Linked DNA regions of Homo sapiens: region 1 is linked to region 2. A link is a loop called in an ENCODE intact Hi-C map of the cell type or tissue named here. Cell type or tissue: A673. All regions are shown on one strand.

The links. Peaks named below come from ENCODE experiments on the same cell type or tissue, not always from the same donor. Only the 100,000 strongest peaks of a DNase experiment are listed, where the experiment ranks them.
Region 1: it touches region 2 in a loop (3-fold over the local background); 22 of 110 quality-filtered maps call a loop at or near these places.

What each region holds. Positions count from the first base shown.
Region 1 is chr5:157,760,081-157,764,080 of GRCh38, forward strand. It overlaps LSM11 (LSM11, U7 small nuclear RNA associated), which reads left to right. Exons shown (of 4, transcript NM_173491.4): 4 at 1-629. Among named protein-coding and RNA genes, the nearest start is that of LSM11, 18 kb to the left of the region's middle. RefSeq lists a silencer at 2,004-2,053. In A673, a CTCF peak has its summit at 2,076 (motif pointing right); a DNase peak (open chromatin) is centred at 2,091.
Region 2 is chr5:157,947,224-157,951,223 of GRCh38, forward strand. No RefSeq gene overlaps it. Among named protein-coding and RNA genes, the nearest start is that of CLINT1, 90 kb to the left of the region's middle. RefSeq lists an enhancer at 1,578-1,872. In A673, a CTCF peak has its summit at 1,741 (motif pointing left); DNase peaks (open chromatin) are centred at 218 and 1,718; H3K4me3 peaks cover 398 bases; H3K27ac peaks cover 2,459 bases.

The DNA of each region.
Region 1 (4,000 bases), 190 kb before region 2:
GTTAGTGCTTCTTTAAAAACACTCCTTGGAAAGATGGGGACTGTCCCTTAGGAAAGCCATAAAAGTGATTCCCAATACTTTGCAATTGCTTTTGATTTTTAGTCCTTTGGAACAAATGTGTGATGTTATGTCTGATGTTGTGTTTTTAGAGCTGTGAAAAGTCTGAAAAATTTCAAGGGGTATTATTTAAATGATGATTATCTGGCTGAATTATGTGTGAGCTAGAATCTAGGGTAGCTGTCCACTTCTTTTTCTGTTGTCCTGACAGTAAAGCAAATAGTAAGCCATGTCTTGAAAGTGATTTGCTTGTTTCATACTGACATCTAAAGACATCAGCCTTCTCTTTGGCAACCCTGGGGATACTCCTCTGCACCATAACTTATTAATGTTTTTTTAGACAAGGCTAAACCTGAATGACTCTACGTATCTATAGTTTCACTGCTCATATACCAGCTGCTACAAGAAAAACCATGACTTGTAAGTTTGTCTTTACTCCTAATTGCTAAATTAACTGAAACCCTTCCTGTCTAGGGAGAATTGCTGCTAGTAAGGTCAGTTTGCAATGTTCAGCTTTAGATATGTGTCGTAATGGGAGTCTGAAAACTGTAATAAACTGTATTCATATCCTGGCTGCTTTGTCTCTGTTGATTTAGGGGGGTGGGAGAGAGGAGGCAGGGGAGTCTGTTACCAAGTGAAGACACCTGTCTAGAAAGTTAGACCATCTCAAGCCTTCTGCATTTACATTATTGTAACCTTGTACCTTTTCTTTACCAAAGTCCACACATCTAAGTCACCACTCTTGCCGGGCGCAGTGGATCACGCCTATAATCGTGGCACTTTGGGAGTCCGAGGCGGGTGGATCACCTGAGATTGGGAGTTCGAGAACAGCCTGGCCAACATGGTGAAACCCTGTCTCTACTAAAAATACAAAAATTAGCCAGGTGTGGTGGCGGGCACCTGTAATCCCAGCTGCTCGGTAGGCCGAGGCAGGAGAATCACCTGAACCCGGGAGGCAGAGGCTGCAGTGAGCTGAGATCATGCCACTGCACCCCAGGTTGGGCCACAGAGCAACACTCAGTCTAAAAAAAGGAAACAAAAATAGCTGGGCATGGTGGCAGGCACCTGTAGTCCCAGCTACTCGGGAGGCTGAGGCAGGAGAATCACTTGAACCCAGGAGGCGAAGGTTGCAGTGAGCTGAGATTGCACCACTGCACTCCAGCCTGGGCGATAGAGCGAGGCTCCATCTCAAAAAATAAAAATAAGTAAAATAAAAATAAAACACCACTCTTGAGGTGGCTTTTTTCTTCCAAGTTTACTTGAAGTTCATGCTTAGGAAAGGAACTTGGCCCACATTCTGAATTATCTCCTCTAAGCTGCAAGCAGTGGTAATTGCCCTGTGAATTTATTCTACCTAATAGCTCACTGGCACTAGTCCATTCTGTTCATGATCTGCTGAAATCACCATTCATTCTGCTCCCTCTGAGTGTTTTACCACATTTGGCAAATCAATCTTCACATTCTTCCAAAAATATTTAAATTTTCTACCAGCTTTCCACTGTGCATGTACAGGAAGTTTAGCTGTCCCAGATTTGCCACATTGATTACTTGGATCTCTTCTGTGTGCTTCCAGAACTGAATCACCTGGTAAGGTAGACAAGAAAAGTCACATTTATTCTTAGAGGGGGAAACCTGAAGTTAACTGTCAAGACCCAGTTTCTCACTTTAAAGGATCCATTAACTTGAGCCCAGCTGACACACACCAAGTTGCTAACTGCTGCAGTAGAAAGGGAGGCAAGACCCGTGTGCTGTATGTCTGGTCCTTGCCTGTTTGTTTTGAATCTCAGATACTTCTGATTAAATGAGAATGTCCTAATTAATCAAAGTAATGGCAAAAGAGTCAGCTAGCTTGACACTGTAAATGTACAGTGACAGTTAAATGTTGGCAGGGAGTGGAGGCCAGTGGAAAGAGACACATCGATCACTCTCCCTGTGCTTCCAAGATAGGAGTGGCAAGCAGAAAAAAATGCCAACCGTTCTCTCCTTGGTTATAGATGAAGAGTTTTTCAGTCTGCTCAGTTACCACTAGGTGGCAGTGGGTTAAAGAAAACTGCTTACCTAGAGGTCCCAGAAGGACCGGAGTCTCTAGTCTCCAGTCACTGCTACAATTTATCGTTAAATGCTCACCAGTCAGGACTGAGTTAATTAAGGAAAAACAAGCTATAATCAACCCAAGTGGCAATATAAACGTTTCTTTTCAATATTGAATTTACCTAATTCGAAGCTCGGGAAGCCTGACTGATGGCGTTCAGGTAGTGAATGTGCTTGGGGAAGAGTGGCAAAGCGGGATTTCTCAGTGTCTGCTGTTTAAGGGGTCTCTCACTACTCTTCCATCCTGAGACTCCATCTCAGAAACTGTCAACTCCATCCAGCCTCTTCCCACCTGCTGCCAAGGGATTGCCCTGGGAAGCCTCTCTTAAAGCCCTTGTTTCTTAGCAACTGTCTCACTTTGAAACAATTCAGTTCTACCCAATGTTGCCTGAAAGCCCATTTGTGAGAGAGGTTGCAGCTCTCTTATGATTCTATGGCCAGAATTGAGCCTCCACTCCAAGATCGTGAGCAAATATGCTCGAGCCAGAGGGAACTTTCTAATAAACAGAGGAAAACCTGTTTTAGGTTGAGATACTGGCGGGCAGAAGTGGGGGGTGGGCAGTGCTAGTCAGGCTCCTCGCACATCACACCAAGACCTTCAAAAAGCCTTTCCCTCCCTACCTCAAGCATAATTTTTCAGCAGCCTATTCCTGTGGTGTAGAGGAATAACAGTATGTGAGATAATAGTAGATACTGGTCTTCAAATGTTTAAAAATAAGGTTATAATAAAGAGCCATTTTGATCCTTGGCAACTTGCACCACATTTCACTTAGTCACGCTGTGTGAAGAGGCAGAAAACAGATCATGCAATAAGAGACACGGTCCGTTTATAACATTTCATCCCTGCATTAAGCATATTACATGCATTACCTTGTTCAGATACCACCATGAGAGGAAGACTCTATCCCCTTGATATATGTGAGGAAACTAAAGCTCAGAGAGGTTATGTAAGTTGCTAAAATCTCTCTACTAATAAATAGTGAATTGAGGGGTCTATCTAGGTCTCACTGACTCTTAAGTTTATTGCCAGCCAATTTCACCTTTAAAATATTAAGTTTCTCAGACATTAACCAGAAAAATTTGAGAGTAAGCTGAGCCATCTCCCTAAACTAATCAGAAATCAGAAAGCTGAATTAAAATGCAGCATGGCTGGGTGCGGTGGCTCACGCCTGTAATCCCAGCACTTTGAGAGGCCAAGGCAATCAGATCACAAAGTCAGGAGTTCAAGACCAGCCTGGCCAACATGGTGAAATCCTGTCTCTACTAAAAAAAATACCAAAAAAAAAAAAAAAAAAAAAAATGCCAGGTGTGGTGGTGCGTGCCTGTAATCCCAGCTACTCGGGAGGCTGAGGCAGGAGAATTGCTTGAACCTGGGAGGCAGAGGTTGCAGTGAGCCGAGATCATCCCACTGCACTCCAGCCTGGGTGACAGATCAAGACTCTGTCTCGGAAAATAAAATAAAATGCAGTGTGGTGGTTTACTACAAGTGTCTAGTCCCTTCTAATTCACGCTACTCTTTGGCTGGGAGTGGGCACATGCACCCAGGGCTTCCTGGCTTCTAGAGAGAACCAGGGTGGGGAGCACCCCCAGGGGCAGCAGGCCAGCTGTGGCCCTAGGAAGAGTGGCTGCCAAGTGAGTGCTAGGAGGCCTTTGCCCACTAGTTAGTTTGGTCCTGGAAGGGGTATTGATCCCATAATCTTGTTGAAAAGAAGATGGAGTGACTGGTGGTCTCCCCAGCTCTTCAGTATACATTGAGAAAGTTCACCATCCCTTTCCAATCTTCCCCAACACTTGGGAAGGATGCTTTGTCCCAGCCTTGACTAGAAAATCGTCTAATTAAAGAAACTCTTCT
Region 2 (4,000 bases):
TGGGACTAGAGCATGTACCACCATGCCTGGCTAATTTTTGTATTTTTTGTAGAGAGAGGGTTTCTCCATGTCACCCAGGCCGTTCTCAGACTCCTGGTCTCGAGTGATCCTCCCACCTCGGCTTCCCAAAGTTCCGGGATTATAGGCATGAGTCACCACGGCTGGCCAGGAAGATTATTTTCGTAGAATGAATACAATATATATTCTCAAGTGCCATGCTTGAGCCTACTACTGCTAGTTCTGGCTAAATCTTGGTTTTACTTATTTTAAGTATGTCATATTCAGTTGCGGTGTTCCTAATACTCCTTGTGTGAATTTCCTGTGTTCCCCCTGCCCCACCCCCAATGTATAACGAGTCCGAGGCTGAGTTACCTCTGAGTTTTTTCTTTTTGCCTGATCTGTAGAGAACTAGAAATTAGGTTATTTGGCATTGCTGATGACAACTATATGGCACAAGTACCTTCACTCCAATTCTCTGCTTATCATGGCCACTGCTAATTGATGATTGCCCTGTCCTATCAATATTGCTTAACAGTGCTAATATGGTAACCACAGGTCACATGTAGCTACTGAGCATTTGAAATGTGGTTAGTCCAAATTCAGGTATGCTACACAGGTAAAATACATACCAGATTATGAAGACCTGGCACACAAGAAAAGAATGTAAAATATCTCATTAATAATTTTTTGTATTGATTACAACTTGAAATGATAATAGTTTGGATATACTGGGTTAAACCAAATGTTATTAAGATTAATTTTATATATTTATTTCACTTTCAAAAAAGTGATTACTAGAAAATGTAAAATTCTATATGTGGCTTGCATTCGTGGCTCAAGTTGTATTTCTACAGGACAGCACTGCCTTCAAATCCTACTTAAGACAGTTCCCCAGGCAGTCACTACCAACAAACCAGAAACAAAAGCAGTAGTATTTTATGGGAATGGGAGAGAGGTCTACAGAGTTTGAGTTTTCAATCTTAGAATGAAAAAAAAAAAAAAGAACCTTTTGCCGGGCACGGGTGGCTCATGCCTGTAATCCCAGCACTTTGGGAGGCCGAGGCAGGCGGATCACTTGAGGTCAGCGTGGCCAACCTGGCGAAATCCCGTCTCTATTAAAAATAAAAAAATTAGCCAGGTGTGGTGGTGCACGTCTGTAATCCCAGCTACTTGGGAGACTGAGGCAGGAGAATCGCTTGAACCCGGAAGGGGGAGATTGCAGTGAGCGGAGGTTGCACCACTGCACTCCAGCCTGGGCGACAGAGTGAGACTCCGTCCCAAAAAAAAAAAAAAAAAAAAAAGAGAGAAAAAGAACCTTTGAGTTTATCTAGTTAAGTGTTTCCCAAACATATCTGTTCATTAGAAACTTCTGCGATCTTAAATTATAAAATTACAGATTTCCAGGTTCCCACCCTGGGGATTCTAGTTTAATAGATCTGGGACGGAGGCCCCGGATTTTGTATTTTTAGTAAGTAGCCCAGGGGTTTCTGATGTGCGGCCAGGTTTGAGAACTCCTGAGCTAAAACATTTTTACATTTCAAGGATGGGACTTTCCTGGGGTGACATGTTATTATTGGCAGAGCTAGGACTCGAGCACATGTTCCTCCTGGATTATATTTTGTACTACTGCGACCTAAGAGTCTTTGCAGAACTCACCATGGAATGATCATCAAACTGCCTCTCAGCCCGCAGGCACAATGCTCTTCCTTATTTGGAGAAAACTCAGTGTGTCTCAGCAGCCCCCTCTGCTGTCAAAAATCCCTAGCTCAGTCTAGCTGAGCGGGCTTTGGGGAAGCGAGCAGGGAGGAGAGCGAGCCCAGAAGAAAGTAGTGTGAAAAATGCTGCTATGGGGAAACCCGTTTGCAACCTGGAAGTGATTGGAAGAAATCTTGCAATAAGATCCTTAAAGCTGGATGACATGTGGGGGAAATCTACCTGACTGCCTCCTGGTCTGGAGGAGAGAATTTGTTTTGTTTTATTTTGGTTTGTTTTGTTTTGATACAGGGTGTTGCTCTGTCACGAGAGCAGTGGTGTGATCACAGCTCACTGCAGCCTCCAAATCCTGGGCTCCAAGCGATCCTCCCACCTCAGCTTTCCGAGTAGCTGGGACTACACAGGCGCCTGCCACCCTGCTCTGCTAATTTTTAATTTTTTTGGGTAGAGATGGGGGTGAGGGAGATAGGAGTCGGGGGGGATGCTTGCCTTGTTGCCCTGGCTGGTCTCGAACTTGCGAGCTCAAGCAGTCCCCTCTCCTCGATCTCCCAAAATGCTGGGATTACAGGCGTGAGCCACCGTGTTTGGTCTAGAGGAGGGAATTTGAACAAATTATTTCACTTCCCTGGGCCTCAGTTTCCTCATCTGAACAAGGGCCATAATGACACGCTCTGTCCCTTTTCTTCCTCAGAAACTATTTTAATAGTCTAATTAACTAATGGGGATGGTGTTATCAATGTTTGGTCCAAAGACACACAGCTATTTAGAGATAGAGCTGGACTTTGAACTCCTGGTTCCCAGTTGAGATGTATCATACAATTTCTGCTAACCAAGGAGAGATGTGTTCAGCTGCTTCTAGAGGGACAGAGGCAAGAAAAACTTACAAGGGAGGTTGAGGCTGGCTTCATGCCTAAATGAATTAAAGCCAGGTGGCCACTCTCTCATTTATATATTCATTCCTTCACTCATTTATTCAGCTTACTTTTATTGAGCACCTCTTACATGACTGAAACTGTGTAAGTAGTGGTGATATTATGTCAAATTAGACATAGTTCTTCTTATGTCGATGGTTCTTGCTGTGTCTCCCTGAATAGTTCCTTTGCCAGAGATATCCTCAACTAGCTGTCACAGTGCACAAGTACCTTGGCTGGGTGAAACAATGGTAGCTACCAGGTATTGAGAGTTAGCTATGTGCCAGATACGGTGCTAGGCTCTTCCCATGTGCTGTCTTGTTAAACCCTCAAACCAAAGTGCTGGCATTACAGGTGTGAGCCACCATGCCCGGCCAATGCGATACTGTCGTGAAAAGTATTTTCTTTTGGTAAAGGCATTAGGTAGCTTCATGTCCTTAGGTAAAATGCATATTTATCTGTGCATGGACGGTCATCAAAGTGTTATTTACAGTGTAGAAAAATCCTAAAATAGCCAAAATATATTGAAGTAAATTATAGCACAATATACTTGAAGAATATTTAATGAATTGGGAAAATGCCGTGGTTAAAATGCCACTTCATAAAATGGTGATATTGATCTGTTTGATACTAATTTTATAAAACACTCAAATTTGGCTGGGCACGGTGGCTGTAATCCCATCACTTTGGGGGGGCCAAGGCGGACAGATACTTGAGGTCAGGAGTTTGAGACCAGCCTGGCCAACATGGCAAAACCTGGTCTCTATTAAAAATACAAAGATTAGCTGGGCAGGTGGTGGGCACCTGTAAGCCCAGCTACTCGGGAGGCTGAGCAGGAGGATCACTTGAACCTGGGAGGTAGAGGTTGAAGTGAGCCGAGATTTTGCCACTGTACTCCATTCTGGTTACCAGAGTGAGACTCCATCTCCATCTCAAAAAATAAAACAAGGCCGGGCGCGGTGGCTCATGCCTGTAATTCCAGCACTTTGGGAGGCCGAGGTGGGAGGATCATGAGGTCAGGAGATTGAAACCAACCAGGCTAACACGGTGAAAACCCTCTCTACTAAAAATACAAAAAATTAGCCGGGCATGGTGGCAAGAACCTGTAGTCCCAGCTACTTGGGAGGCTGAGGCAGGAGAATGGCGTGAACCCGGGAGGCGTAGCTTGCAGTGGGCTGAGATCACATCACTGCACTCCAGCCTGGGCTACAGAGTAAGACTCTGTCTCAAATAAAAAAAAAAAAAACTTCCCTCCACATTCATAAATATAGAAAAAGGGATGAAAGCAAGTCATTAAAATGTTAAGTTTTTATTATTGGGCAGTTTTTGTTAGGTTTTGGGAGAGTCTTATTTTCTTTGAGCTTTTAAAGATTTCC